2 separate regions of the Homo sapiens genome follow, and region 1 is linked to region 2. Evidence: read pairs that join two places in POLR2A ChIA-PET (ENCODE). Cell type or tissue: IMR-90. All regions are shown on one strand. Each heading gives the region's core, and the rest is flanking DNA. Links, peaks and the distances in the headings are about the cores only.

The links. ChIA-PET counts read pairs that join two places held together with the same protein. Peaks named below come from ENCODE experiments on the same cell type or tissue, not always from the same donor. Only the 100,000 strongest peaks of a DNase experiment are listed, where the experiment ranks them.
Region 1: POLR2A ChIA-PET joins it to region 2 with 7 read pairs; 3 of 35 experiments call an interaction of 5 or more read pairs at or near these places.

Annotation. Positions count from the first base shown.
Region 1 is chr2:112,912,166-112,928,146 of GRCh38, forward strand. It overlaps IL37 (interleukin 37), which reads left to right. Exons shown (of 6, transcript NM_014439.4): 2 at 798-929; 3 at 1,627-1,689; 4 at 4,964-5,083; 5 at 5,470-5,612; 6 at 6,396-6,717. The coding sequence starts at 848. The coding sequence ends at 6,644. Among named protein-coding and RNA genes, the nearest start is that of IL37, 9.0 kb to the left of the region's middle. RefSeq lists an enhancer at 4,871-4,920. In IMR-90, for the core only: no CTCF peak of the experiment used is centred there; a DNase peak (open chromatin) is centred at 8,886; H3K27me3 peaks cover 1,436 bases.
Region 2 is chr2:112,705,167-112,721,147 of GRCh38, forward strand. It overlaps NT5DC4 (5'-nucleotidase domain containing 4), which reads left to right and starts at 15,854. Exons shown (of 17, transcript NM_001393655.1): 1 at 15,854-15,981. The coding sequence starts at 15,914. RefSeq lists an enhancer at 3,207-3,386. In IMR-90, for the core only: no CTCF peak of the experiment used is centred there; DNase peaks (open chromatin) are centred at 8,225 and 10,245; H3K27me3 peaks cover 263 bases.

The sequences.
Region 1 (15,981 bases), core at 3,150-11,149, 210 kb after region 2:
ACTTAACTTTTGATTTTTTATCGGTAAGATGGGAATACCAATTTTTGCTCCACTTCTGTCCTATGTTGGCCTGGGCTGATGTTGAAAGCTCTCGGTCAACTGAGATAGGGTGTGCAGAATTTATATATATAAATATATCTCCTCCAACCCCTCCCAATGAAGCAAGTCACGTGAGTCAATCCTACCCTAAGATATTAGGGATTGAGCCTCCTGGGACATTTGGTGGCTTAGGTTTTCATGAAAAGAGGTTGCAGAGCAACTGCTTTTTGTTAGGCAAAGATTAGGCTACTGCAGAGACTCAGCAAACTTCTATAGAAGGTGTCAGATGGTAAGTATTTTAGGCTTTGCTTGCCAGATGATCTCTCAACTAGTTAACCATGCTATTGTAGCCTCGAAGCAGCCAGAGACAATATGTAAACAAGAGCATGGCTGTGTTTCAATAAAACTTTATTTAAAAAAACAGTCAGGGACCGGATTTGGCCAAAGGCCATAGTGTGCCAGCCCCAAGACTAGAGCAATGCACTTTTAACTTTTTTATTTTATTTTTGTAAAATGCCAAGATCCACAAAAATGCTATTGCACCCCGTGTGTTAGCACTGTGACTCAAGGTTTGGGAAATTCTGCTTTGAAGGCGTGATAGACAGGAGAGCATGGTCTGGCCCCTTGGTGCCTTTCTGGTTGCAGCGAGCATTTCAAACTACAGAGCAAGGCCAGTGGTCTGTTCAGCACTAGAGACATGCAGCAAGGTGTCCTGGGGTGAGAAGATGCCATAACTGGTCCCCTTTCTATCTCCTTAGGTCTTGGACTTCATTCCATTTTCTGTTGAGTAATAAACTCAACGTTGAAAATGTCCTTTGTGGGGGAGAACTCAGGAGTGAAAATGGGCTCTGAGGACTGGGAAAAAGATGAACCCCAGTGCTGCTTAGAAGGTAAGGTTCTTGTAGAAATCTACCTCAGGGCCAAAGTGTAATTCCTAGAGCAGAACTTTGCTAGGTGCTGTGCACAGACCCAGTTGTTTCCTGCTGACTTGCACAGTAAGTGAGCTTTCAAATTTCCCTGGACAAATAACTAGACAAGAGAAATTCTGGAAGGGAAAAGGAAGCTTTGCTTCAGTGTCCAGGCACATCAGGTAGTAGATAAAAGGATCGTCCTCACCTACAGATTTGGGGCTTTAGCATCCTGTTTGCCAACTGGATGGTTGCATATGCTTCAAAATGCACCTCTTCCCTCCCAACATTCCCAAGTGGAAGAGAAGCCTCCGATGAGAAGCAGCTCTCTAAGGCTGGGCTGAACAAATGACCCAGGCACAGGGCATCTGAGTATTCCATGAGGAACACATTTGGGTGTTGCCCATGGGGGACAATAGGAGGAGGCTTTTGACCCAAATGATTGTCTACTGAGGTGTGACGGGAGAGGCCTGTGACATGCCAGAGGCCAAACCCGTGATCCAGTTCATCTCTATTCTATGTTTCTGAAGAGGGAAGCTATGATTTAATGTCATTACTATCATGCTGCTCTAGTATTTCTCAGCACATACACAGAAGAGGGAATTAAATGGTCTTTGATACCCCTAAATCCTTGGAAAATCCGAATTGCATATGCTAACCTCACTGCGTCTGACTGCAGACCCGGCTGGAAGCCCCCTGGAACCAGGCCCAAGCCTCCCCACCATGAATTTTGTTCACACAAGTAAGGCCTCGGGGTGAGGTGATGGGGGTGGCTGAGGTGCGAGGGTGGGGATGGGGGATGGAGCCATTGGGTCCTCTTACAGGGTGGGAGAATTGTAGAATGGGGACACCTAAGGGTGCTGGATGGGGCTGAAGTCTTTCCTTTGTGGAAGCAAATCCCATTAGGAGATAACTCTGGGAAAGATGAGCCCGGGGAGGGGCAGGTGATGCTCACCTGCTAAGAGGCACAGGGCAAGGAAGAGTTTGTGCCTGGGAACCTTCCAGGTGCCTCTTCTGACCATAGCCAAGAGACTGGAGACACAGACCTCCTCCCAGCACTGAGGACAAACAGCCATGGGGCCAGTGGGGGTGCAGGGACACCCACACCACTAAGGGCTCAGGGCGGCGCCTTCAGAGCCTGAACCTTCCTCTCATGCTGCCATTTGAACACCACAACACCCTAATAGGAAACTGTTAACATTGCCACTGTTCAGGTGTGGAAACCGAGACAGACAGTGGAGATTCCCTGCCCTAGGTGACACAGGTAATAAGTGACAGATGTGGAAATTTAAAGGTACTATAACGTCTGTCTGCCTGACTCAGGCTTAAGGCTCCCATCACCTCCTCTTCTCAGGACAGAGTCAGGAGGCCTCAGCCTGAGCCCCAGCTCTAGTGCAGGTTCATGTGGGAATACTGAGCCTCACTAGTACAATGGCAGAGAGGACCAAATGGGACCAGGTGTGTAAGGGTGCCTGGCACAGTTGGGGGAGGCTGCTGTCACTTCTCCACCGCTGCTGCTGCAGTTACCTTTGATGTTTTAGTTTTGTTGTAGTTACACCATTGCTGGCTTTGGATCTGCACTGTGTCCACTCCAGGTGGAACCACGCACACAAGCCTCTCTGTCGGGCCTGTCCTGACTTCTCCTTGTCAGGGCTGGGATCTCCTTCAAATCTGGCGGAAGTGGTTCTCCAAGTCTGGTCCTCAAACGTCAGCAGCATCAGCGCCTAGAAGTGTTAGGAATACACATTCCCAGGCCCCACCACAGACCTCCTGCCTCAGAAACTCAGGGCGCTGAGGCTCTAGGGGCTGCTTTAACAAGACTTCCAGGTTATCGTGACGCACCTTGAAAGTCTGAGAGCTACTGCCCTACAGAAAGTTACTAGTGCCCTAAAGCTGGCGCTGGCACTGATGTTACTGCTGCTGTTGGAGTACAACTTCCCTATAGAAAACAACTGCCAGCACCTTAAGACCACTCACACCTTCAGAGTGGCCTTGAGAAAGATTTGGGGTCAAGGATCATGAGCGAGAACACCACTTAAGAGGATAGTGAACTAGTCTGCATGTGAGACGCTGAGATCCTATGTCAGGCTGTGATAGGAGGGAAACAGAAACCAAAGGAAAGAACAGCTTTAAGAAGCGCTTAAGAGGTACAAAGTAAAATGATGGTGCTAGAAAAGTAGCTTCTTAAAAAGAGCATTTTCCAGTCTCACCCTGGACTAACTGAATGAGAATCTCAGGAGTGTGAGGCCCAGGTATCCATGGTCTTAAAATGCCACCCACCAGGTGATTCCCAGTGTGCACCAGGGGTGAGAGTCACAGCCTTAGGCCATGCCACTCAAAGGGTGTCTTCAGACCAGCAGCACCCACAGCTCTGGGAGTGCATCAGAAAGACAGAGGCTTGGCACCACCCACACCTACTGAACCATAGTTTGCAGGTGATTTCTTGCACATTAAAGTGTGGGAAATGGAAAAGCTTAGAGTTCAGCTAGCTCGGTGACTCTCAGTCAACCTGCACCTGCTCCATGAACTCAGACTGCCTGGGATGGGCCCAGAAAAGCTCCTGAGGAGATTCTGATGTAAGGCAGGGCTGATAACCATGGATCTCATCTGACCCCATATCACTGGGGAGTTACTTAGGATCTTGCCTGGGGCCAGTCATCTCTTCCATAGACACTGAGAGTGTCCACGATGCTTGGGGCACTACAGGGTGGGAGGTGGAGGATCACGGGTGAGTCAGATAGGAAGCCTGCTCCTGGGGAGCTTACAGTGCTATAGGGCAGCGAGCCAAGGATGCCAATACCTGTGTGCAGGTACCACTGACGAGTGCAGAGCGCTGCAGCACCAGAGAGGAAGCTACCCTGTGCAGAGGGGGCTGAGGAGGGCTGCAGGGAGATGACAGGAAAGCCGGTGTTACAGGAGGAGTCCTCCCCACTCTTTGGGCATGAGGAGACCAGGAGGACATTCTACAGTGAGAAACCCAGGCAGAGGCCATGTGCTTATGGCATGGGAAAAGAATGACACCTTAGACTTATTCTCTACATTAGAATTGCCTACCACAGATACCCATATTATAGCTTCACATAGTGTGGTGGTTACTGTGTTTTCATATTGTCACATTTGCCATTTTCCAGCCACCCACCCATTCTTGACAGTCACTGGCCCAGCCTGGGGGCCCCTGTTCTTTATCAAACAAGTGCCTGAGCTCTTTGCAGAGGTGAGGGTCACCTGTCCAATCAGAGGCCAGGAGGGAACGTTCCCTTTTAAGACCCTACTCTAGGCAGGCCTGGCCCAAATGAGTTGCTAGGAGCCCACGCCCTAAGAACCCTCTGAGCACTGTTGTGGCTGGTCCTGCTGCTAGAAGTTGTTCCTCCAGGGCCAGGTGCAAGATTTGTGGCTTTTCAAAGGAGCCACTAAAGCTCCAGCTCAGCCTTGCACCGTGCTGGGCTCCTGGGGGCTTCCTGCCTCCAACCCTCCCAACTCTTCCATCACCGCTCCCTTAGCCTGGCCAGTGCAGGGATCTGTTCCACTCTAGGCACTGCTGAGGGAATGATGCCTCCAGTCAGAGGGTGCAAAAAAGAGAGTTAAGAAAAACAATGATTATAAAAAGTCCTTTTTATACGCCAGACATTTTCTTTGCTCAGGCTAAGTGCTACTTATTTGAGTAAGCATTTTAGTTCTCATAACTCCTCTCTCAAGTAGGTGCTGCTATTACTTTCATTTCACAGATGAGGACATTGAGGTTTGGAGAGACTTAGTAACTTGTCCTCTGTCCTACAGCAGAGCTGGGATTTGAATCTATCTGTCCAAATCTGGAACCCATTTGCTTGCACAGAAAGCTTAATTGCTTGTCCCAGCAAGATAGAAAGCCTGGGAGTGGAAGAAATATTCAGTGGCTGTGATGTCTGAGCCCACAGGCAGGGTGGAGAGCTAGGGCTGGGGCCCTTGGACGTGGGGAAGAAAGGGCTGAGTCTTCCATTTTCAATGTGAAGTGTTGATATCTGGTGATATTGATCTAGGTCCAAAGGTGAAGAACTTAAACCCGAAGAAATTCAGCATTCATGACCAGGATCACAAAGTACTGGTCCTGGACTCTGGGAATCTCATAGCAGTTCCAGATAAAAACTACATACGCCCAGGTGACTCTCAGTTTTGGCTGTGTTTTCTGCCTCCACCTAGCAGGGGTAAGGCCTCCTGCTAGGTGGGCTCAACTCCATGCTATACCATGCCCCATCTCCAGCAGGTGGTGGAAGCGAGGAGGAGAGGCCCCAGGGACTAGGGCATCAGATGAAGGGTCTCTAGCAATGACCAGATCTGAAAGTAGTCTTTCTGGAAGGGCTGGAGAAAAAGAAGGAGGCAGACACTTAGACTGGAAGAAGAGGAGGCTTAAACCAGTGTGATGGAGGGAGAAGTGGACCACAGAGTCAAGGGAGAGGGACTGTGCATCAGGCCTGAAACCCCAGCAGACAGGAGAGACCTTTCCCTGCTCTCAGAACCCACACATGTTCTGACTGTCTTTTTCCAGAGATCTTCTTTGCATTAGCCTCATCCTTGAGCTCAGCCTCTGCGGAGAAAGGAAGTCCGATTCTCCTGGGGGTCTCTAAAGGGGAGTTTTGTCTCTACTGTGACAAGGATAAAGGACAAAGTCATCCATCCCTTCAGCTGAAGGTGAGAGTTCTAGCTCAGTTTCCTGGGCCTTTGGCTACCCCAAAGTAAAAGGCCAAGATCCTCAATGCCTCTCGCTTTCCTGCAAATTCTTATCTTGGCCAATATAACAGGGACATCCACCTTTCTGGAAGCACCAGGCAGAAGAGCCCCATAACTTCTTCTCTGGTTCCTTGCCCCTTCTAGGGAAGGAGGAGAGACTCCTCACAGCGGGGAGACAGCAAGGAGCTGAGCACCTGTTCTCCTCTCCTGGGCTCACTGGTCCTGGCCCTGGGCGGGTGGCGGTCCCCTCCTGCTGTGGCCCTCCATGTGGCAAGCAACACAATTGGGCCAGGACCCTGGCGTGCTGCTGTAGGGTAGGAGGGTGTGAGGGAGCACTCGGAGGGCAGTGTGTCTGCCCTGCAAATTTAGTCCTGGATGGAGCACCTTTCACTTGAGGGGAGAAATCTTAGGAAGCTGAATTAGATACAGATCTAAGCCATATTCTCTAATTTTAAAAACTATAGAGCTGAGATTTTGGTATCCATCTGACTCTTACGTCTCTCTCTCTCTCTCTCTCTCAGTTTATTTTTAATCTGGGGGACAAGAAGGCCTGGAAAAGAGGGCAGGATTGCTTATCATCCCTTAAATACCAGTACCAAGGCTGACACGTCATCTTTCCCAAGGACCATCTGCCTTCTCTCTTTTCCTCCTCTCCTGTGTAAAGGCCTGGAGGATGAGCACATGTGCTGTGTTTTCCTCCCTCTCAAAGCCTGTGCTATCTAATTAATCCCTTTTACCTCACAGAAGGAGAAACTGATGAAGCTGGCTGCCCAAAAGGAATCAGCACGCCGGCCCTTCATCTTTTATAGGGCTCAGGTGGGCTCCTGGAACATGCTGGAGTCGGCGGCTCACCCCGGATGGTTCATCTGCACCTCCTGCAATTGTAATGAGCCTGTTGGGGTGACAGATAAATTTGAGAACAGGAAACACATTGAATTTTCATTTCAACCAGTTTGCAAAGCTGAAATGAGCCCCAGTGAGGTCAGCGATTAGGAAACTGCCCCATTGAACGCCTTCCTCGCTAATTTGAACTAATTGTATAAAAACACCAAACCTGCTCACTAAACTTTCTGTCATTGGGTTTCATTTCTCATTCATGCTTTAAGGATTTGTGTTTTTAGGATATAGCAAGAAGCTTGTTTAATTACAAAGTTCTGGGTTGGAAAGAGACCGGCTTCTGCTTGTGTACTGCTACCCTGAACCATCAGACATGCATGTGTGTGTCATATGCTATGATGTGGCCAGTCTGAGTGCAATACTTGCAGTGGGAAGGAGCAGCTGGGTGCATGCTGTGCTCTAGAATTAGTCTTTCCTACTGGGGTTTGGTAGATTCTGAGGGCATTGATCCTGGGGCAGAAGTGGCTGAGTCTGTGTCTAGGGTACAGTGTGCAAGAAAGAAATGTAACAGCAAGTCACAATCCAGCCAAGTGATAGTGGAAAAGGGGTAGTTAGGTCCCAGATAAGGAGCAGGGTGACTTGACCTGTGGGAAAGGCACAGAGACAAGGAATCTGGGTCAGATGACAGCCAGGAGACCAGGTGAGGGAGGAGCCAGGTACTGTCTGGGAGGCTTGTCAACAAGGGCATGGTCCTATCACTAAGCAGGGCTCAGATCCTCATAATGGGGGAGTGGAAGGCTGGCCGAACAGAAATCAGGGCCTGGAAACAGAGTGAGGGGGTGGAGACAGGAGACTGAGGCTTGGAAATTAGTTTATTAGTTTTAGCTCTTCAGTTACAAGCAATAATAATAGCTTCTAGCTTATTTAAGCAACAAGTATACTACAAAAGGAGCTTTCTAGAAGGATATTGGGTATATTCATTTCTTACTGCTGCTGTAACAAATTACCACCAACTTAGTGGTTTAAACAATGCAATGTATTATCTTGCAGTTATGGAGGTCAGTCTGGAATGTGTCTCACTGGGCCAAAATCAAAGTATCAGCAGGATAGCATTGCTTTGGGAGGCTCTAGGGGAGAGTCAATTTCCTTGCCTTTTCCAGCTTCCAGAGGCCACCTGCATTCCTTGGCTAGTGGCCCACTCCCATCTTCGCTGCTTGGGTTTTTCTCACACTGCTTTGCTCTGACCCTCCTGCCTTCCTCTTTCACATATAAGAACGCTTGCAATTTACATCGGGCTCACGTCAATATCCAGGATACTCTCCCGTCTCAAAGAGGCTTAACTTTAATCACAGATGCAAAGTCCCTTTTGCTATGTCATGTAACATATACACAGGGTCTGGGGATTAGAATGTGGACATTTTCGGGGTGCCATTATTCTGCCTATCATGTGAAGTAACTTTCAAAATGGAAAGACATGCTGAAGAAAAAGTCAGGGATTTCTGGCAGGCCAGAAATGACAGAAGGCAGAAAACGTTGGTCCCATCACTCAGATGGGTAAGAGCCAATCATGCTTTTTGTCAGTTAGCAAAAGATTGAGATTCCAAGCAAAGCATGCAACTGCCCTAGTTTGGGTCATGTGTCGACTCCTTGGTCAGTGAAGGGCAGCACACCTTGATCAATACTCCCTCCAAGACTGTATCCAACGAGGCCAGTGATGTTCCTCAAAGCAGAGCTAGAGAGCTAATCCCAGGAGAGAGGCGTGTGGGTGGTGGGCAGGAAGACAAAGCTCAGCCGTAAAGGAGTAGTAGGGACAGCACCCCAGGCATGGAGGCTCAAGTGAGATGATACCCATGGGAAAAGCTCTGATAAGGTCAGCTCCTTCTGTTTCTGATCCTGATGGTGATGGTGATCAACACCAGCCCAGTGACAAAAAAGTACATAGTATATTTAGTAGATGTTTCCCACACAGAGAAATGGTAAATATTCAAGGCGAGGAATACTCCAAACATCCTACCTTGATCATTACACATTCCGTGCATGTAATGAGTACTTGCATGTATGCCATAAATATGTGAAATATTATGTATCACTATATAAAAGAAAAAAAAATGTGGCCAGGTGACATCCATATTTTGGAGAGGAAGGCATGTCTTCTTCATAATATCACAAAACTATTTTCACAACAAAGACACAGCTGTTCAAATTAGTCTCTGAGCCGGGGCTGTCTCATGGCAGTGAGGACTCTGGTTCCCTTACAGACTAGCAGAAAGGAGATGGGGCTTACTGACCATGGCCTTGAGGAGGCCGAACATGCAGGCCAAATGGAGACACAGACAGCCTGGGCTTGGTCCTGCTCCATCCCCTTCCAACCTGATGAGATATAGTGAGTCACTATGACATGGGTCACTCATGCTTCCTGTGAGGCTCCACCAAGACAGCAAGTGCATCAACACCTTACGGAAGCACAAGGCCCTGTTTGTTGTTGACTTCATGAAAGGCATGGTTGTGGTGATCGCATTGAGTAGGCTTTTGGGTGAGAGGTGAAAAACCCCAACTATCATGCATTGCAGCCCTCTGGTGGAAACTGTGCTTCAGGCTCTAAATTTCAGGCTCTAGACTGACTCCGGGATGAGTATTTGGAAGCTGAAGTCAATCTGTGGTCTCTTCTCCTGTAGAGCAGGAGTCAGCACTTTTCATAGAGTGCCAGATTCTATATATCCTGCCACATGCTCTGTTGTTACAGAACAAAGAAGGCCATAGACAGCATGGCTGTGTTGGCAAATACACAAAACAGGCAATAAGCTGTATTTGGCCTTTAGGCTGCAGTTTGCCAACCCCTGCACTAACACAGAGCTTAAAGGTGGTGGTGGTGTGCTGGAGCTAGCTTATATCAGCTTGCAATAGCCAATTGCTAACATCTCTTCCAAACTCTGTGTCTGTGCCTTGATGTTGATAGTTTGAAATTGGCTACCCCATTTAATGCTGCAATCTTTTCTCACCCCAGCACTACTGACTCCCCTTTGCCCTGTCTTATTTTTCTCACTCTAACATGCTGTATAGTTTTCTTCTTACATTTATTGTTTGTGTCTTCCACTAGCATGTATGTCCCACAAGTTCTTTGCTCTGTGATGTATCCCAAGAACCCACTGCAGTGCTTGGCACTTGTAGGAACTCCATAAGATTTTTATAAATGAAGAAAGGAAGAAAAAAGAGAGGGAGGGAGAAAGGAAAGGAAGCCTTCTATTTAAATGATGGCCTTCTCCATATTTCTATAGTAATATGACTTCCCTTGCAAAGGAGATGCATTTTGGAAAATGTGTATAAATAAACTCAGGTGGTTTTGAATTTCATTTTCCTAACTGTAATTGTAATCATTGGTCTTTATGTTTAGTGAAAAAGTTTTGGCCCTTATGCCTCACACCTGAGAATCCCAAAGTATTGGTTTGTTAGAGCTCCCATAGAGAACCATAAACTGGGTGGCTTAAAACAACAGAAATGTATCGTCTCCTGGTTCAGGAGGCCAAAGTCTGAACTCCAGGTGTTGGTTCATTCTGAGAGCTCTGAGAGAGAATCTGTTCCAGGCCTCCCTTCAGTTTGTGGTAGCTCCAGGGTTCCTTGGCTGGTGGCAGCAAAACTCCAGTCTCTGCCCCCATCTTCACATGACTGTCTTCTCTCTGTGTTTCTGTGTCCAGATTGTCCTATAAGGACAGAGTCATACTGAATTAGGGCTCACTCGAATGACTTCATCTTAAGTTGAACTGTATCTGTAAAGACCTTATTTCCAAGTAAGGTCACATTCACAGCTACTGGGGGATAGGACCTCAACATATCTTTTTGGGGGACATAATTCAACTCATAATACCCAACATGATAACTGTTCATCCCATGAAATTTAATGTCTCTCAAAAGGTGATCTCAGGGCATTTAATCTGTGACAGAAACTCCCATAGGAAACATTCCAACCAGAAGCTCCTTTCACAGCTGGTCACTCCTCCTACCCCATCCGAGGTCCTGGGGCAGGGTGAGGCAGGTGGGGACAAGAAGAAGGCTGTCTCGGGTGTAGAAAGAGAAGACCCTTATTCACCCGGCACTCTGTTCATGAATGAGCTATCCAGCATAGGATATAATAAATCGCTTTAGGAGTGGTAGACTCCAAACATTTTTTTGGTCCCAGTTATCCTAATCAATTAAACAAACTCTAGAACACATCTTGAAGTGCAGGCATTGGGACATTATGAAACTTACACAGAATTCAAAAATTTACAAGGGCTAAATAAAACAGGGTCTGACATCTAATATTTTCTTCCCACATTCCCATGCACTGTCTGGCTCAACCATCCCCAACCCTCACTCTCATCCTGGTGGACACATGCCTAGTGATGTGATCAGCTGGTTCACAGGGGGCTGGTGATGGTGGATATACAGCTTTTGCCAATTTCCATGGCATAACTACTCCAAATATGGCCAATTTCAAACTACCAACATGAAGGCACAGACACAGAGTTTGGAAGAGATGTTAGCAATTGGCTATTGCAAGCTGATATAAGCTAGCTCCAGCACAGCACCACCGCTACCTTTAAGCTCCTTGTGTTAGTGCAAGGGTTGGCAAACTGCAGCCTAAAGGCCAAATACAGCTTATTGCCTGTTTTGTGTATTTGCCAACACAGCCATGCTGTCTATGGCCTTCTTTGTTCTGTAACAACAGAGCATGTGGCAGGATATATAGAATCTGGCAGTCTTTAATAAGTGCTGACTCCTGCTCTACAGGAGAACACAGATTGTCTTCAGCTTCCAAACATTCATCTCTGAGTCAGTCTAGAGCCTGAAATTTAGACTGAAGCACAGTTTCCACCAGAGGGCTGCAATGCATGATAGTTGGGGTTTTCACCTCTCACCCAAAAGCCTACTCAATTTTTTACTGCAAAAACATGTTATCATCATTATTTTTTACTTAGCCCACCTTTCCTTGGCAATTTTCCATAGGAAAATGCATTCTAAATTTCAACTAATCAGGGGACTTGGAGCCTCTGGACACCCCCTTGTTCCTTGCCCACAGTCCCTTGCAGAAGGTGCCTTATCAGAGCGGCTCCATGCAGGGGCTCAGGACAGGATCAGATGTCAGTTGCACCAAGGGGGCAGGGACAGATCCTCTCTGCTGACCATGCAGAAGGGACTGTTCAGTGCACCGTCATGGTCCTGGTGATTTCTGGCCCATAAGGGAATTTTCACATGCATCGGGTGATTGTCACATCAGCACAACACTGTGAGGAAGGCAGAGTGAGAATTTGTGTGCCCATTTTATAGGTGAGAAAACAGATGCAGAGACATTAAGTAACTTCACCACAGTCATGCGGGTTTTAAGTGGCAGACTTTCAGGTGTTGTGACTCCTAGTCCAGAGTTCTTTGCACTGCCCCTGAGGTGCTAAAACTCTACTGTGCTTTAAGACTCACTTGGGGAGCTTCCTAAAAAGAGAGATTGCACAACCTGAGATTCTTGTTTAACTGTTTTGGGATGTAGCTCAGGGATCTAGCTGCCTTAAAAAAAAAAACTCCCAAGTAATTCTGATGCAAGCGGTTCTTTCTTGTCCACCTTTGAAGAAACACTGCCTCCTCCCTATACATTTCATTAGAAAATGGTAACATGTTTTTCAGCCTGAGAGCCATTTCTGGGTGACCGGACGTCGGCAGCCCGCTGTACTAGCTTTCAGTCTAGGCTTAAACACACATGATAGGAGATGTCCTACTCCAGATGATATGAGTCTGAACCATGGAAAAATTCCATTGTGTGGCACATCTGGTGGGTGTGCACTGTCCCCAGCAGTGAGGCACCCAGTGAAGACAGCAGCTGGGAGAGGCTTAGTTACATGCAGTGGGACAGTGTGGGCTAGACTGCTGAGCCCTCTGCAGTTTACTCTGTGTCAGGCAATGAGGGTGAAAGGCTGATCAGACCCACGTGCAGACCATACCCTCCAGGGAGACAGATATCAGTCAGGACAACCCCAAGTGTAGCTGGAGAAGCAGTGCCCAGGTATGACCGGATGTGTATCCAACCAGGAAATCTGCATATAAATATAAGAGGAGAAAATGAACAGATGTTGCTCTTATATGTAGATATTTATGAAGAGCATATAATTTTGTTTTGTGTGTTTTAAGAAGTTTATAAGTATGCCTTAAAAATGTATGGTATATACTGTAGGTATTTTTTCCATTAGATATTTTGTTTTTCATACTTATCCACATTGACATTGTAGCAACAGTATAATATAACAACCTCCTCTACAAAAGCAGAAGGAAGTGAAGCTTTGGAAGGAAGCACCCAGTGAGCTTGCCCCTTTCAGGTGGGTGCAGTGAGCAGGAGTCAGTGAGGTTGAGATCCTTTGAGAGGAGGCAGTCATTAACCAGGAAATCTGCACTGCATCCTGGCCACACCTAACCCTTGGACAATGGTGCTTGGAGCGCCTTCCAGCTCTTAAGGCTTGCGATTTCTTTCTCTCACTCTTCACCCACGATGATTAAATCTTCTCCTACAGAGTTGGACAACAAAGCCTTGAGTTCCTGCCTCCCCTGGTGTGATCACGAGGCATAGACATGGCCAGGAACATGTAGGTGTCTTTGAAAGCTGAACAAGTTAGTAAATTTCAAACCTCATTTCACCCACCAGTAAAATGGGAATAATAATAAACCTATTTTACATAGGGTTGACAAGAGGAGTAAAGAGGGATTCAATGAAAGTTCGTTATTATCATTTGTAGTAGCAGTGTTGATAATATCAACTGAAAGTTCATTATCATTATTAGTAGCAGTATTGATAACCCTCTTTTCTGTGCCTTCTCACTGGTGGGCCCAGGCCATCAGCAATGCCCAGGGTGTCATGGATCTCTGCTGCATCGGGCACCAGCTGTGTCAATGGTGAGAACAGTACAAGGGTGGGCAGGGCAAGGCAGGAAGCACCCAGGAGCAGCAGCTTCATGGGGTGAAGATGTCAGGAGCTTAGGGACAGTCAGAGCGGGTGTGCCTCCTCTTGTGGAGCCTTTCTGCGTGGGTAGGAACTGCTGCAGCTGTGGCCATGGATTCACCTGAATATGGGTGGAATTAGGCATTCAGCTGGGTTAGCTGTGCCTAGAAGGAGGAACTCTAAACTGAGAACTTGTCCCTATTGCCACCTCTGATAGGCAGATGATCCATCCATCAGTGGCTGAGCTGAGGTGTGCATGGGGATGGGTAAGAGCCCACACACAGGGCTGATGACTGAGTCTATTTAGAACAATAGATGTAAAATCTGATAATGTAAAATGTGATAGATTATTTTGTCAATTAGAAATGGTACCATATAATTATATATATACATAAACATGTATACATATACACACATATACATGTGTGTATAAACACACACAGTATTGTCCCCTACTCATTCCATAAACCTGATGCCTTTAGCTGGGATTCCCAGCTTTCACTCTCCTCTCTGTCATCTGCTGTCTATATCCTCCCCATCCTGTAATTCTGGCTTATATGCCACTTCCTCCCTAAAGCCCTCCCTCAATCCCTTGCTGGAAGTGACATTTTCCTCTTTGAGCTGCCCCTGCTTGTGCTTTGGTGAGGTCAGCTGTATTGCAGTACCTTGTATTGTGGTTGTCACATCATCGTATAGAATTAATTTCTGACACATTCCGTATTTTTCAAAGGGCCTAGTGTGGGGCTTTAACAGTAACTACGCCACCACGCCCAGTTAATTTTTTGTATTTTTGGTGGAGACAAGGTTTCACCATGTTGGCCGGGCTGGTTTCGAACTCCTGACTTCAGGTGATCTGTCTGCCTCAGCCTCCTGGAGTGCTAGGATTGCAGGCATGAGCCACTGCACCCAGCCACCTATCAAAATTTTAAGTGCCATTTTTATTTTTTATTTTTTGTAGAAATGGACAAGCTGATCGCAAAATTCACATGGAATTGCAGGAGGTTCCAAATAGCCAAAACAATCTTGAAAAAGAAGAACAAAGTTGGAGGATTTACACTTTCCAGTTTCAAGACTTAGCTCTTAGCTACAAAGCTACAGTAATCAGAACACTATGGTCCTGGCATAAGTGATGCTGGACAGGTGAGCCCCAAAGTGGGACTTAACCTGTGAAGGTTCTTGGCCTTGCCCAGGAAGGAATTCAAGGGCAAGCCCATGGGACAAGAAAACAGCTTTATTGAAGGGGCAGTATTACAGCTCCAGCCCTGTTACAGCTCCAGCCCTGTTACAACTCTGACTACTCCTGCACAGAAGGGCTACCCTGTAGGCAGAGAGTAGCAACTCAGGGCAGTTTTGCAGTCATTTATATCCACTTTTAACACATGCAGATTAAGGGACAATTTATGCAGAAATTTCTACGGAATTGGTAATAACTTTTGGGTCATGGAGTCATCATGGAAGGGGGGCGGGGAACTCCCTGGTGTTGCCATGATGACGGTAAACTGATATGGCGAACTGGTGGGTATGTCACATGAAAAGCTCCTTCCACCCCAGCCCTGTTTCAATTAGTCCTCGGTTTGGTCCAGTGTCCAAGTCCTGCCTCCAGAGTCAAGTCCCACCCCCTACCTCTTAAGGAGAGATGTAAATACATGGAATAGAATTGAGAGTCCAGAAATAATCTCATACATCTATGATCAATTGATTTTCAGCAAAGGTGCCAAGACCATTCAATGAGGGAAAGAATCATATTTTCAACAAATGGTGCTGGATAACCACATGTGAAAGAATGCAACTGGGCCCTTATCTCACACCATATACAGAAATTAACTCAAAATGGCTCAAACACTTACATGTAAGAGCTAAAACTATAATATTCTTAGAAGAAAACAGGGATATATCTTTATGACCTTGGATTTGCTGGCTGATTCTTAGATGACACTGAAAGCACAAGCAACAAAAGAAAAAAAAATAGGTAAATTGGACCTCATCAAAATTTAAAACTTTTAGGCTGGGTGCACACCTGTAATCCCAGCACTTTGGGAGGCTGAGGCAGGAGGATCTCTTGAGCCCAAGAAGCTGAGGCTACAGTGAGCCGAAATTGTGCCACTGCACTCCAGCCTGGGTGACAGAGCAAGACCCTGTCTCGAATAAATAAATAAACAAATATATAATTATAGATCTCTGGATCTTGCCTTCGGAGACTGACTCAACTAACTGGTCTGGGTGGGAGCCCAGCCATTTGTATTTTTTGAAAACTCTCCAAATGATTTTACTGTGCAGCCAAGGTTGAGAATCACTGTATCATAGGGTTGGACTCCTAACTGGAAACAGTTTGCACCATCAGGTGTCGCAGCATTCTGATAATAGTTAAGCTTTCCTCCTAGATTTTCTGATATTAGATGAGTCATGTTTACAAGTTTTTACCAAGAGACAAACTATCTTTCTGCCCTTACTTTCTCTCTTATACTATTCTAATCCCAGAACCCTTTGGAACTTCCACTGAGAGATGAATCTAGAAAGTGACTCTCTTGGCTACAACAG
Region 2 (15,981 bases), core at 3,964-11,963:
AATCTGCATGATGTGGAGGTCTCAGGTTGTGGCAGACCTGGCAAAAGTATTTCCAGATGGAAATTGGCACTGGTTGGGATGTAAAAACCAAGCCAGAGTATCCCCATTTTCATTCCCAGAAGTTCTCTTTTCGATAGGCTTGCCTGATTGTTGCCTGCTGACCTTGGAAGTACTTGAGGCTTCCAAGATGTGTTCCTTGCAACCCTGGCTGGGATGCTGTTCTAAAAGATTCCATGGTCAAAGGAGTTTGAGATACACTCTCTATTATAATTCCCTTCTTGGGGGCTCATTATGCATATCAAAGCATCAAAACTCTGAGAAGTCCTGCAGTCATAAATCTTGTTTATTCCCATCTTCCCTAAATGTATTTAATCATGTCTTCTATTTGTTCCATGGAACTCTCGTAACTCCTTGTTGATCCCGGGTTCTGTGGAACTGACTCAGGGAGCCCAGGAGCCTGTGCTAGCCCATCTGCATATGGTTATTGCACCAATAGCTCAAGGAGGTAAGCAAGCAAAGTGTTCCAGATCAGTGACTGACACAGTGTCCTGTGCAAATGTGCTGTGAATACAGCATTTCTCCAGGGCATTTTGTATCTTTCTAGGGTGAGGCGAAGGCCTCCGAGGATGTGAGCTTCCCCTGAAAAAATTCACAGCAGATGACCAGTGATGCAGACCAACCTCGCCACCACTCATGCAAGAACATTCTATATTCATGACCTTTGCTTGTGAAACCCAGTGACCACTGTGGGCTCTAGGCTTATTTAGACATAAGCTTGGCTTGCACTCCAAATTCAATGCCTTCTAGAAATCCAAAGTACTCCTCAGAATTTCCACCATTTCCCTAGACACCATGCCCTCATGTTATCTCTGACTTTAGCTCCTGTTCCTATGGGTGCTGTCCTGGTTCCACGCCTCCAGATGGTAAAAATGTCAGCCCTTGAGATTTCTGCAAAGGGATCTCTTCACAGCAAGCATGTGGTGTATGGGAGGTTTGGAGCAGGAGTGGGCATGTGAAGAAGACAGAGGAGAGGTCTCGGCAGCCTATGGTATGGTAGGCAGCCCCATCTGTAGAGTCCCTGATCTTGGGGGCACCAGTGGCCTCCATCTCATCCAGTCCTGGCTTCCTTTGCACGTGTTGCTGCTCTCTTTCTGTCTCTTCCTTTCCTTCCCCTCTCTCCACCCCCTTTGCTGCAAAGACTCCTGACTCACGCAAGAGTTCAGCCCTATCTGCAGATCTCACCTTACTCAAAGGGGCTTATCAGGCCAGTGGTGAGGGAGTGTGGTCTGTACAACCACAGGAAGCGGGTTGGCCTGTTGGAGCATGAGCTCTTTTTTTGCTTTGTAGATCTTGGTATTTGTTCTTCTTGGATTTTCTAGTGCTTTCTGGAAACTCTGCTTTCTCAGGCTGTAGGAATGGGAATTCAGGGCATGTCCCAATGTGGGAGCAATGAAGGAAGCATAGACAGAGAGATATGTGATGTGCGTGAGAAAGGACAATTTTTAAAATTTTTAATGAGAACAAATTTCTTGGAAAAGATAATCTAAACAAAAGGAAAAAAAATCCAAGTTATAAGAAGAGTATACAGTGAAAAGCAAGCCTTCCTCCCCACTTTCAGTCCCTTAGTTCTTGTTCCTAAAATAGCCACTGTCACCAGCTTCTTATTGATCTTTTGGGAAATGTTTTATGTGTATATAAACAGAAATGTATATGTATTCTCCCCCAATAAAAAAAATAAATGATAGGCTGGACGCTGTTGCTCACGCCTATAATCCCAGCACTTTGGGAGACTGAGGTGGGTGGATCATTTGAGATCAGGAATTCGAGACCAGCTTGGCCAACATGATGAAACCCCGTTTCTACTAAAAATACAAAAATTAGCTGTGCATGGTGGCGGGTGCCTGTAATTCCAGCTACTCGAGAGGCTGAGGCAGTAGAATCGCTTGAACCTGGGACGTGGAGGTTACAGTGAGCTGAGATTGCGTCACTGCACTGCAGCCTGGGCGACAGAGTGAGACTCTGTCTCACAAAAACAAACAAACAAACAAACAATAAATAAATGGTAGCCTGTCATACATATAATTTTACTTTTGCCTTTTAAAAATTTAACAGCATATACCTTCACTATTTTACATGGAGCTACTTATAAATATATGTTCATAAACACACACAACACACGTATATTTTATTTTTTTCCTTTTATTGGCACAAAAGTCAAACCTAGGTGATCCTTCTCATCAGCCATTGGAGAAGGCTTCTAGGGCATGGGATTTTCCAGTATGAGGTGGTATTCTGGGTGCCAGAGATTCCTGACGTCAGATTTAGTGACGATGAACACTAAGCATCGTTTCCAACTGCTCATAGCTGTGGCAGATTGTATCCTTGTTCCCAGTTCTCTTCTGTCCACTCTGTAACAGGATCTGTCTGTATCACCCCAGGCCGCGGGACCTGGAGCACCTTCCCATGGGAGGAGTGTATTCCCTTGCTTCCTTGGCTTTAGGCTTGGAAGAGGGTGGGAGTTGTACACGCCAAGTCCAAGTCAAAGCTCTAAAGACCATTGTGGACTTCTGCTTTGTGTCTTTGTCCGTGACCATGAGGTTGGAGATAGGAGCTGGGCTGTTCCTTCAGCTTGGGTCTCAGACTAAGAAGACATGGAATAAAGCCACAGTTGACCCACATCTTTGAATGATGTGTGTGAGAAATAAACCGTGCTTGCTGTAATCCCCTAAAATTCTGGAGTTGTTGGTTACAGCAGCCTAACCTGGTGAAAGGTGACTCCTGCTAGGAGACAGTGTTGGCTGTGCTCAGTCACAAAGCACCAGACGGCTCTGAGGATCTGGTTCCTTGCTCGCAGTGTCCTCTGTTTGATCTGGATCAGCTGTCCGTTGATAAAGAAGCTGAGCTGTAATCACAGCACTTTGGGAGACCAAGGCAGGTGGATCACCTGAGGCCAGGAGTTTGATACCAGCCTGACCAACATGGTGAAGCCCCACCTCTGCTAAAAATACAAAATTAGCCAGGCGTGGCAGTGCATGCCTGTAATCGCAGCTACTTGGGAGGCTGAGGCAGGAGAATTACTTGAACCTAGGAGGTGGGGGTTACAGTGAGCTGAGGTCGCACCATTCCACTCCAGCCTGGGCAATGAGAGCGAAACTCTGTCTCAAAAAAAAAAAAAAAAAAGGAACCTCAGGTTGTTTTTACAGGAACCAAGATGTCCCACACTTAGGGACTTTTCTGTACTTTCTATATGATGTGGAAGTGCCAATAGCTGGGGATTTTCAGGAAGTTATTTGGCAATGCAAAACAAGAGTTCTAAATAATTTTCACTTCTAGAAATCAGCTCAAGATAATAATTAAAAATACACAGGGAGGTTCATGGTAGAGTTATTTGAAAAATTGGAAGCCACCTAAATGCCCCATTACAGGGCAACAGTGTATACACTATTCTATGTGATGGACATTATGAAGCCATTAAAAATCAAGTTGCTGAATATTTAATGACATAAAGGAGATGTTGGTTTTTAATATTGAATGAAACAAACAGGACACAGAACTGCATATGTATAACAGTCCTAATTTGCAGAACAAATTTAGGATTGTGCCGTTTATAATTTTATATATTTTTTTCACTTACACTTGTGAATAAACATTTCCCCTCAGTCGTCAAATAAGTAAATATGTATAAAAAGAAGACCAGGAAGGAAATAAGCAAAAATAGCGGTTATTTCTAGTAGAGAGCATTTCCTTTCCTGTACTTTCTATATTTTCTAAACATTCTACGATGAATGTGTACTACTTTTATAATAAAAAAAAGTGGCTGCTACTTAAAAATGAGAATTATTCCGGTCACCTCTAGGGCTGTGCCTTTGTGCTGTGCTTACCCAGGGGCCTTAACTGGGGCTCCTCGTCTAAGAATAAGCCTGTGTGTTTAATTAGGTCACTCTCCTGCCGACCTAGAATCTCCGCACAGGGCTTAGCTTGTGCTGCCCAGAACCCCCCAGGAGCCGCCCTCCGAGGGAACTCTCAGCTTCTCACAGACAGGCACTGCTTCTGCCTGCTGAGTGTGAATTTGAGACTTCTGTGAACTGTCACTCCTACAGAGCTGCCACTCTCAGGTCTCTCCAACCTATCTTCTTTAAAAATCAATTCAGACGGCCGGGCGCAGTGGCTCCCGCCTATAATCCCAGCACTTTGGGAGGTCAAGGCGGGCGGATCACTTGAGGTACAGAGTTCGAGACCAGCCTGGCCAACATGGTGAAACCCCGTCTCTACTTAAAAATACAAAAATTATCTGGGTGTGGTGGTATGCACCTGTAATCTCAGCTACTCGGGAGGCTGAGGCAGGAGAATCGCTTGAACCCAGGAGGCAGAGGTGGCGGTGAGCCGAGATCGTGCCACTGCACTCCAGTCTGGGTGACAGAACGAGACTCTGACTCAAAAAAAAAAATCAATTCAGACATAACTTATTGAAGAGAAAATGAAGACGGGAACATTTTAACCATTTTGGATGATGATAATTCATTAATTCAATAATGAACAATAGCTGCGGTGCCAGGCAGCTACTGTTCATTGTTTCCTATGGCCTTCCCTGTATGTCCTGTGTCACATGCATTCAGGCTCTGGAGTGACTGGTGTGTGGACAGAGGGAGAGGGAGAGTTCTCAGAAGTCAAGCTGGTGTGACAGCTGGAAAAGCCGCCTGGGAAGGAGCTCATCCCAAGGGCAAAAGGAGCTTGGCACAACCAGCTTGACCCAATAGAGAGGCCTTCAGTAGAGACTTCCTGGTCTGCTTCCCCACGTGCTGTTTCACTCACATCTTTATCCAGGTCTGGCCCTTGTGAGGGTGTGCAGTGTGCGGTGTGGGGTGCTGTGCGGTGTGGTGTGCATGTCTGAGTGTGAGTGAGTGAGAGTCCAGGGTCTAGTGTCCACGGGGGAAGCTGCAATGGAGTCAGGGAGCAGAATTGGGGACAGTTGGAGAAGGGGCAGCTGGGACTGGCAGCCTCATAGGGCAGAGTCTGTGAAAAAATAGTACAGCCCCATCCACTTTCAAAAATAGTCTTCTGTAACTGTTTTAGAATAACCCATGTGAACTGTTGGTGACACCTTGGACCTTGTCATCTCCCAGGCTGCTCCACATCTGAAACCTTACATTTTATCATCTTTCATGGTTTTAAATTCAGGTAGGAGGTACATACAGTGATGTACATGAATTCCTATGCCCACTGCTGGGTCTGTAAGATTCACGCATGTTATTGTGGGTAGCATGTTTGGTTTTTCTTCATTGCTGATTCCACTGGGTCGACACGTCACCATTTATTGACCCATTCTGGAACTGTTGAACATTTGGGTTGTTTTCAGTTTGCGACGATGTTGGATAAAGATGATGTGGCATTTTGCACACGTCTTTTGGTGGACACAAACCATTGTCTTTTTTTGCTTGCTTGTTTTGGGATGGTGTCTCACTCTGTCATCCAGGCTGGAGTGCAGTGGCAGGATCTCGGCTCACTGCAAACTCCACCGCCTGGCTTCAAGCGATTCTTCTGCCTCAGCCTCCTGAATAGGTGGGACTACAGGTGCCTGCCACCATGCCTGTCTAATTTTTGTATTTTAGTAGAGACAGGTTTTCACCATATTGTCCAGGCTGGTCTCAAACTCCTGACCTCAAGTGATCCGCCTGCCTCAGCCTCCCAAAGTGCTGGGGTTATAGGTATAAGCCACCGCAACCGTCCCACACCATTGTCTTTTAACCCACTTTCCTTCCTGTGGCCTCTTTGCTGCTCATTGAGACTCTGGTCCTTCAGCCCTGCTGGGTTTCTTGCCCATCAGTCTGGCTACTTGCCCTGAAGTCATTTCTTTCTTGGCTAAGACTCCTGCAAGGGTTGTCTTTCATAGGCTGTTCCCACGTCTGCACCCTCCTCTCCCTCCTGACTCCTGCCCTATCTCACCACTGACATCTCATCGGCCAGCCAAGGCCTCCTCTGACCTATTGCCTAGTGTAGGGGGCACTGGGGCCTTCTCTCCTTCTGCCTTTCTGCAGCACAGTGCCTGCTCCAGGGGCTTGGGCCAGCCTTTCTCTTCCTCCTCTTCCGCTCCTCTGCCTGCTTCCTCTTGGTCTTCTCTGCTGGGTCCTCTCCTGTCTCCATCCTACCTGGTTGTTCCCGGGGCTCCGTTCTTGCCTCTCTTTCTGTCCCTCTCCAAGGGTCCTGGTGCTCGATCTTTAGCTGCCATAGATGCCGATGCAACATCTCTCATCCTTGCTCCCTAGGTCCAAAAATCTAGGGGGTTTTCCAAACTCATTTGATGGAAAACCTTGATAGGCCTGGACAGGAGGTTATTTGCTGTCCCTATGTAGCCACTTCGTGTGAATGAATATTCATATGTTGGCTGCAGGAATGTCAATGTGTTTGACTGTGGGCTGCTGCCCCAGATCCCAACAAGGGTGTGATCGTGCATATATAGAGGAAATTATGTTTTACCTTCTTACATCCAGAAATTATTAAATCTAGCTGGGTATGGTGGCTTGTGCCTGTAATCCCAGCTAGAGGCTGAGACCAGTGTATTGCTTGAGCCCAGAAGTTCCAGACCAGTCTGAGCAACAGAGTGAGACCCCCGTCTCTAAAAAGATTTTTCTTAAAAGGAAAATACTGAGGCTGGGTGCAATGGTTCATGCCTGTAATCCCAGCACTTTGGGAGGCCAAGGCGGGCAGATGACCTGAGGTCAGGAGTTTGAGACCAGCCTAGCCAACATGGTGAAACCCTATTTCTATTAAAAATACAAAAAAATTAGCCAGGCATGGTGGCGGGCACCTGTAATCCCAGCTGCTTGGGAGGCTGAGGCAGGAGAATTGCTTGAACCAGGGAGGCGGAGGTTGCAGTGAGCCAAGATCGCACCATTGCACTCCAGCCTGGGCAACAAGAGCAAAACCCCGTCTCAAAAAAAGAAAAGAAAAGAAAAGATTGAATCTGAATATATCTGGCCCTAATGGGTTCAGATTAGGAATTGTAGACCTGCAACTCCCAAGTGTGCCTCAGCCCAGGCCTCCCCAGCTCATGAATGGGGCCGTTCACCCTCCTGACAAGCCCCCTTCCTTCTGGCATCCCTGGGTGGGTGACCCCATACTCCTCTGGCTCCTTAGAATCTAAGCCTCTTCCCTCACCAAGATCCCCTACGGCTGATCAGTTCTCAAGTGTTGACTAACGTAGTGTAGTGGGTCTCTGGGCTGTCCTCCCTTCTCTATTTTCCATCAATTCAGGCTCTCAGTAGTGCCTTCCTGGGCTACTGCAGTGACTTCTCAGCAGCTCTGCTTTATCTGAGCTTCCAATGCCTCCTTGAGCTGACCCCAGGGGCAGCTTTAGAAACATGGTGGAGCACATCCTCATCCTGCTCAAGATGCTGCCTGGCTCCCCACCACCTACAGGATCAAGGTCAAGCTCTTTAGTGGAACACAGGAGCCTCCCAATCTGGCCTTGCTCCCTGCTCGCATCTCCCATGGGTCCCTGGGGACTGGTTGTGGGCGGGTCACACCCCTTCTCCCTTTCACACTCACTGTTGTTCTGCTAAGAATTCTTCTTGTGGGTCTGCCCAGGGGGCTCCTGTTCAGCTTTCAAAAGAGAGTGGGCATCACCTTCTCCTGGAACTGTCTTCACCCCGGACCCCTACAAAGGCCAGGTTTTTGGTGAAATACAACTCTCCTGTTGATGTCCTGCTTCTATATTTTACGCCCAAAGCCCCGTGACTGTAATGCGGCCAGGGAGATCGACCCTTCTTGCACAGGGGATTAGGTCACTCTCCCTCTTGCCACTTTCCACATATGGTCTGTCACCTACAAGATAAAGTCCCTGGAGAGCCACTGCAGCATGCCCCAGCTCACCCCTCATGCCCTTCTGCTGCCTTCCCAGTCACGTGTGCCCCCCTCCGGCCAGGCCTGTCTGCTTGCGATTCCTGCCCACTGGCCAGTCTGTCGCTCAGCACCATTCGTGGACACCCTTGCATGAGTGCGGCTCCACCTGCCCTTGCCTGGTGGCTTATCCTTCAAGACTTCCTTCTCCGGAAAGCACTCCCTGATCCCCCTGGGTGCTCAAGGACATGGGCTCATCTTTTCACTGTTTCCTAGTAACATGTGTTTTCTGTCTCCTCCTGTACTGTGAACTCACTAAAGGACAAGTGACACATCTTACTCATAGTTTTGAACCCAGCTTCCAGCGTGGGCGTGGCGGAGGCAGATGCGTAATCAATGCATGTTGTCTGACTAGGATGGTTTATGAATAGGAGCTGCCTGGAATGCGCAGATCTCAGACTCCCACCAGCTTCCCCTTGCCTCTGAACTCTGCCCTGGCCCCTCCTCATCCCTTCCACATCCTGCTGTGTAGATACTCGTCCCTTCCGACTCTGAAGGTTGCAGGGAGGGGGCCCGTGGCTCTCTGTGGGAGAGGTGCCCCAGCTTTGGCTCTCGGCCTCCCCTGGCTGAACCTCAGTGGGAGCTGAGCAGGTTTGCCGTGGCCTTGGATGCCCTTCCTTCTGCCCCAGATCTTGCTTCGGTGCTCTCCTGCAAATCCCTGCCCTCTGCTGCTGGACTAGAGGCCTCCAGCACCCTCCCTGACATGTTCCTCCAGGAGAGGACACAGCTGTCTCCTGAGACTCCGGTGCCCTCCACCTCCGCGATCCTCAGATGCTTCCCTGGGGAGACACGACCTGTCAGGACTGCACAGCTGCTGAGATGAGGGACCCCTTGCTGTTCCAATTTAGGAGTAAATAAGGCTTCGCCCCCTCAGGGGTTAAAGAGGAGTCCCAAGAGCCTTGCACTGATGGCACTTTGGGGGAACTCTTGGCTCCTGGTCTCCCCTGCCTTCTCTGGGCTGTGTAATGACATTCTTGTCCCCACCTCTCTTCCACCTTTCCCTGAAACTGCAGGCTCCAAGGGCTCCAGCCCAAGCTTGGGGTCAGTGTCTGGCATGCCCTCTGCCCGGCCCTGGTCCCAGCATGCCCACCCAGGTCACACAGGCGCACCCCGTTACCCACCCACCCACCCACGCTCACACATGCATGCAGGCCATCATACAAGCTGACAGCCACACTCATGCACATGTGTGCACCTGCTCACGTGTGCACATATATCCACACTCACACATCCCCCACTCACAGATGGACTTACACACGCACCACAAACTCTTAGCAATGTCCATTGTTTTGATGGAAGGAGAGACAGGTTTTTGGAAATTTCCTAATCTCTTACCCCAAATCTCTCCCTCCATGACCCTGAGCCCCAAAAAGTGGCCAGCATTTGCCCTGGGTAAGGTAGAATTGAATCTGGACAATGGTGCCCCATGTCCCTGACTCATTCTCTGACCCCAGCCAGTAGAGACCACCCTTTGGTCACAGACTGGTCGGAGTCCCTCCCCAGCCAGCCTAGAACATGCCTTTTAGCAGTGTGGCCACATCAGAGGGGAGCAGACACCTGGGGACCATAGCATGGTTCAACGGCCATTGCCCTCAGGGCAGGTCCCATCCTTTGCTGTCCCGTGTGGTTCGTTTTCTTTCTGCCTCCCAGCACTGGGCTCCTTGCTGGCTATGTGAAATTCCTTTCTCTTCTAGACTAACTAATAAAAATCCTGCATTTTCTTTAATACCTCATCCAAGACTCTCCTCTGTTAAAAAGACTCCCTGGTGTACTGGTTAGGTCCCCCGCTCAATCCCTCTGTACCAGCTGCACCTGTGCAAGGAAGGCCCTGTCTGGAAGGAGGTTTCTGGTCACCTCAAGATGGTTTCTCCAAGCTCAGGAGAATGGAAGTTGCCCCATCCCCAGGCCACAGGTTCTGCACTGCTAAAGCTGTGGTGGATGCACTGTGGGGATCTGGAATTTTGCCTCTTACAGAAGGTGAGGGGAGACAGCCACGCCCTGCACTTGGTCCCTGCCCCACCATGCACCCCGGTTCTGGTGACCTCTTTGAGTGCAGGCAGTAGTGAACAGAGCCTGCTTGGCCTTGACACTTTTTTTTTTCAAGAGAATGGGTCTCGCTCTGTTGCCCTGACTGGAGTGCAGTGGTGAGACCATGGCTCACTGCAGCCTCCACCTCCTAGGCACAAGAGATCCTCCCCACTCAGCCTCCTGAGTAGCTGAGACTGCAGATGTGTGCCACCATGGCTAATTTTTTGAAATTTTTAAAGAGATAGGTCTTATTATGTTGCCCAGGCTGGTCTTGAGATTCTGGCCTCTAGTGATTCTCCTGCCTTGGCCTCCTGACTCACTGGGGATTATAGACGTGAGTCACCGTGCCCGGCAACACTTTTTAAATGGATACAGTCTAGGTAGAAGAATCAAGAGGAATGCTGGCTGGGTTGGTCCTGTTTCCACCTCCCTGTAATAAAGGAGAGCTGCCAAACTGGGGGCTCAGAAGAAGGTGGGAGGAAGAGGGGAAGAACTCCAGGATAGCAATAAGGAGGCTGGAAAAGGGGTCTTGGAACATAGACCTTCTTTTTTTTTTTTTTTTTTTTTTAGCTTTACACATTTTTTAACTTTACTCCAAAAGTGATATATTTTTATAAAAGTAATTTGTGCTTAATACAAAAAGATTAGAAAATAAAATGTGAAAGACAAATATATAAAAATCATCCATAATCCAATCACTGGAAATAAACATTTTGTTGTACATTCTTTAATATCATGTACTATATACATAATCACTATTTATTTGAAAAGTAAAAATAAACCTTTAATTTCTGGTGTGGAGGGCATTAGGTACTCTGAGAGACTCCTCCAAGGTAGAACAGCTAGACTGTAGACAGAACAAAGCAAAACTCATGAGCTGATTACAGAGTTAGTAGTAATGATATTTGGCTACACAGGGGCATGCAGATTGCCCTGCAGTTAGATTTTTTTTTTTAAATAACACTATAACAGGAAAACTGAGTCTTAAACTAGCATCAAAGTGTTAGTGTTTTAACTGTAACTCATTAAGCCAGGACATCAAGGATGGCTGAAGTTGTTATAAGTTCAGAAAGAAATCAAAGATTTCAGCAGAAGTAGACAAAAATCAACTCTACAAAAACAGTGATCTAATTTAAGCCATATAATTTGCACAGATGAAGGTCAAGCACCAAACTCACAATCAAGGACAATCCCAACATGTTAAAAAGGCAAGTCAGCATTTTTTTATGTTTTTTTTTTGCATCTTTTTTTTAAATTTTATTTTTTATTATTATACTTTAAGTTTTAGGGTACATGTGCACAACGTGCAGGTTTGTTACATATGTATACATGTGCCATGTTGGTGTGCTGTACCCATTAACTCATCATTTACATTAGGTATATCTCCTAATGCTATCCCTCCCCCCTCCCCCCACCCCACAACAGGCCCCGGTGTGTGATGTTCCCCTTCCTGTGTCCATGTGTTCTCATTGTTCAGTTCCCACCTATGAGTGAGAACATGCAGTGTTCGGTTTTTTGTCCTTGTGATAGTTTGCTGAGAATGATGGTTTCCAGCTTCATCCATGTCCCTACAAAGGACATGAACTCATCACTTTTTATGGCTGCATAGTATTCCATGGTGTATATGTGCCACATTTTCTTAATCCAGTCTATAATTGTTGGACATTTGGGTTGGTTCCAAGTCTTTGCTATTGTGAATAGTGCCACAATAAACATATGTGTGCATGTGTCTTTATAGCAGCATGATTTATAATCCTTTGGGTATATACCCAGTAATGGGATGGCTGGGTCAAATGGTATTTCTAGTTCTAGATCCCTGAGGAATCGCCACACCGACTTCCACAATGGTTGAACTAGTTTACAGTCCCACCAACAGTGTAAAAGTGTTCCTATTTCTCCACATCCTCTCCAGCACCTGTTGTTACCTGACTTTTTAATGATCGCCATTCTAACTGGTGTGAGATGGCATCTCATTGCGGTTTTGATTTGCATTTCTCTGATGGCCAGTGATGATGAGCATTTTTTCATGTGTTTTTTGGCTGCATAAATGTCTTCTTTTGAGAAGTGTCTGTTCATATCCTTCGCCCACTTTTTGATGGGGTTGTTTGTTTTTTTCTTGTAAATTTATTTGAGTTCATTGTAGATTCTGGATATTAGCCCTTTGTCAGATGAGTAGGTTGCAACATAGACCTTCTTTTTAAGAAATTTTGAAATTTGGAAGTAACTTCAAGTTTATGAAAAGTTTAAAGGTAAAAAATAGTACACAGACTGTCCTTACAGGCTTTACCAAGATGTACCTGTTGCTAACATTGTACTCTGTTTGCTTTGTTGTTTGTCCCCTGCTCTATATGAACACACATGGGTATGTATGTATGTATGTGTATGTATGTATATGTGTGTATGTATGCATGTATGTGTCCATCTGTCTGTATGTATGTGTATACACACAATTATTTTTCCTGAACCACTTGAAGGTAATTTACACTTATCATGAGCTTTATCCTAAATTCTTTAGTGAGTATTTCCCAGGAATAGGGATATTTTCTTACATTACCACAATATAGTCATCAAGTTCACAGGTTTACATTGAGACAGAACTTTCATCTAACCCACCACCCACACTGCAATCTTATTTGTTGACCCCATCATGTCCTTGGCACTATATGTGCCTGCAGTACAGGATTCTGCGTAGGCTTGAATATTGCGTTCATTCACCGTGGCTCTTTAGCCTCCTGTAATCTGGAACATTTCCTCCACCTTTCTTTGTCTTTAACGACATTGAAAAGTCAAGGGACTTTTGTGATGGGCCATGGGCAGAGGCGGTTTTGCCTACCGATTAAGAATACGGATGCTGGCACCCAGCTGCCTGGGCTCAGTCCCACTCTGCCATTTATCAGCCTGGTAAGTGTGGGAGAGTTGCTTAACCCTTCTGTGCCTCAGTTTGATCATTCATGAATCCAGTGAACAGTTAGCCTGTCTCGTGGGGCTGTTAGGAGGCTTGGCACACAGTAAAAATGGGCAACCATTTGCTTATTGTTATGGTGGCAAGTCTTTTCTTGAAGGGGCTCCCAGTGCATCAAGCCTCACAGGGGTGCCTTAGCATTGGCTCAGGAATCAGGACCAAGCGGGGCCTGTGGCAGCCTGCAGTCCTCCCTGACTGTACATGCGGTTAGCCTAAGGACTCTGTGGTCTGGACAAGCAGCCATATCCTAAGACGGTAGCAGAGACCATGCCAGCCAAAGACTCAACAGGGATGTGGCTACCTTAACAGACAGCAATGTGAGGACCTGGGACCCTCCAGGAAGTGAAGCCCTTCCCAATTACCAGTGTGGCTGCGGATAAGTCCCACACTGTCGAGTTGACCCCAGAAGAGGTACCTGGAGAAGGGACCCGAGAAACCACTGAAGTGATTCATCGTACCTGAACGTTGCTGGATGGCTTCACCACCCTCAGGTGCACAGAGCCTTCAAGATAGAGCCTAAGTTCAGCTATAGGAAAGGCAGGTTTTGTACAGCTGCCATGATGCCTCCCAGTGGAAGGGCTGAGCAACCCCTAGAGACTTCTCCTAACCAGGTATTACTCCTCCTTCTCTTTTCTGACCTAGAAAGGAGCCAGGCAATGTGGAAAAGGGGCTTAAAGGGCTCCCATGAGATGAGCAGAGCGCATGGAATAATGAGTGGAAGCGACTCCAGACAGCCTCCTGATTTCTGAAGCTCAGTTCTCCCCTGACACCTTCCGTGAAGGCTGCTGTATATAGCCTGCTAACCATCAGCCCGTCTATCCACGAATCTACCCATCCAACTGTCTGTCCATTCACTCATTCATGCATCCACCCATCTCTCCATCCATCCTCCATTCCTCCATCCGATGAGGAAACACATATCCTACAGCCTCCATATCCTTGCCTCACCATCTTAATACAGTCATGCGGGGCTTGACCACAGGGATCTGTTCTGAAAAACGTGTCATTAGTCGATTTCACCATTGTGTGATGTCATAGAGTGCACTTACACAAACCTAGATGGTACAGCCTACTACACACCTCGGCTGCAGGGTACAGCCTATTTCTCCTAGCCAGCATCACCACAAACATGTGAGTGATGCTTTGCATTATGATGGCGATGAGGTCACTAAGCCATAGGAGTTGTTGAGCTCCTTATCACCTTATGGGACTCAGTGGCATACGCAGTCCACTGTTGGGCGGAACATCGTTCCGCAGCACACAACTGTGCTTGCTCACCTGGCTTTGTCAAGGAAGGAGCTCTTCCATGGATATGTTTTTCTGTTGTTGTTCCAGATAACTTTTATCCTTTTAAGAGTGCCACCTTCATTTAGTTTAGTTTAGCCATTTTAGAGAGAAAGTGCTGAAACCGACTGTAAACTTGTCTGTCTTTTTTTTTTTTTTTTTTTTTTGAGACGGAGTCTTGCTGTGTTGCCCAGGCTGGAGTGCAGTGGCACGATCTTGGATGACTGCAACCTCTGCTTTCTGGGTTCAAGTGGTTCTCCCACCTCAGCCTCCTGAGTAGCTGGGATTACAGGCATGCGCAACCATGCCTGGTTAATCTTGGTATTGTTAGTAGAGATGGGGTTTCACCGTGCTGGCCAGGCTTGTCTCAAACTCCCGACCTAGTGATCTGCCCGCCTTGGCCTCCCAAAGTGCTGGGATTACAGGTGTGAGCCACTGCGCCAGGCCCTTTTCTTTCTTCCTTTCCTTTTCTTCATTTCCTTTCCTTTCCCTTCCTTCCTTCCTTCCCTCCCTCCCTCCCTCCCTCCCTCCTTTCTTTCTCTTTCTTTCTTTCCTTTCTTTCTTTCTTTTTCTTTCTTTCTTTCTTTCTCTTTCTTTCTTTCTTTCTTTCTTTCTTTCTTTCTTTCTTTCTTTCTTTCTTTCTTTCTTTCTTTTTCTTTTCTTTTCTTTTCTTTTCCCTTCCTTCCTTCCTTCCTTCCTTCTTTCTTCCTTTTTCTTTCCCTTTTTATTGACAGGATCTCACTCTGTTGCCCAGCCTGGAGTGCAGCAATCTCGGCTCATTGCAACCTCCAACCCCTGGGTTCAAGCAATTCTCCTGCCTCAGCCTCCCGAGAAGCTGCCAAGAGGCTAATTTTTTTTTTCTCCTGCCTCAGGCTCCCAAGAGGGCAATTTTTTTTTTCTTCGTATTTTTAGTAGAGACAGGGTTTCACCATCTTGGCCAGGCTGGTCTTGATCTCCTGACCACGTATCCACCCACCTTGGCCTCCCAAAGTGCTGGGATTACAGGCGTGAGCCACTGTGCCCAGCCTTGTCTTTCTTTTTAAAAGAGGGCCTGGCACTTCAGTTAAGTCTTTCTGGATGATCCAGGTCACCGCTCCAAATGGAAGTCACATGCTTGGTTGTGGAGCCAGTGGTATGGGCCCTCAGGGAGTATTTAGAACTCTACACTAAATGGCCCCAGTGGTTCTGCTTTTTGACACTTCCTTTTGTACTTTCTGCCACCCCCCCATTCTGAGATCCCAGTTATCTTCCCAATTCTTATAGCCCTTGGCATGCTTCTAGCAATGTCTTCTCTAAATGGCCTTGAGCTGGGAAATTTGATAACCAAATGTGTCAGAATTGTGCATAAAGCAAGAGTACTGAGTTATTTCTTTTATCATGAGTACAGTACGGAGCCTCCTGACTTTGTATCCCGTCATTTGCCTCATTCTGGGTTCTCCGCTACTCTCCAGGCCGCTGAGGTCCATGGATGCATAAGCCCTAGGAATGAGGAGGGTGCAGTGGACATGAATTGCTCTTCCTAGATCCTTGCTGCTTTTGCTCTAGAGAAAAGGATGGGATACCAGAGCCTGTCCTGGCTGACTCCTCCCTCAAAGGGGCTCGGGGGAGATGGGAGCACAGGGTGGGGCCAGCTGGGTCAGTGGTGCCTGAAGCTTCTGAGGGAGAGGAGAGTGGCTGGGCCCCACTGATAGTGTGCAGGAGGCTGAGGAAGGGACACTTGCCTCCTCCTCACTCTGGGTGACGATGGCCAGTGTAGACTGGAGAGAGCCGGAGGGACTGGTCTCCCCTCAAGGCCCGAAGCAGGACTGGCA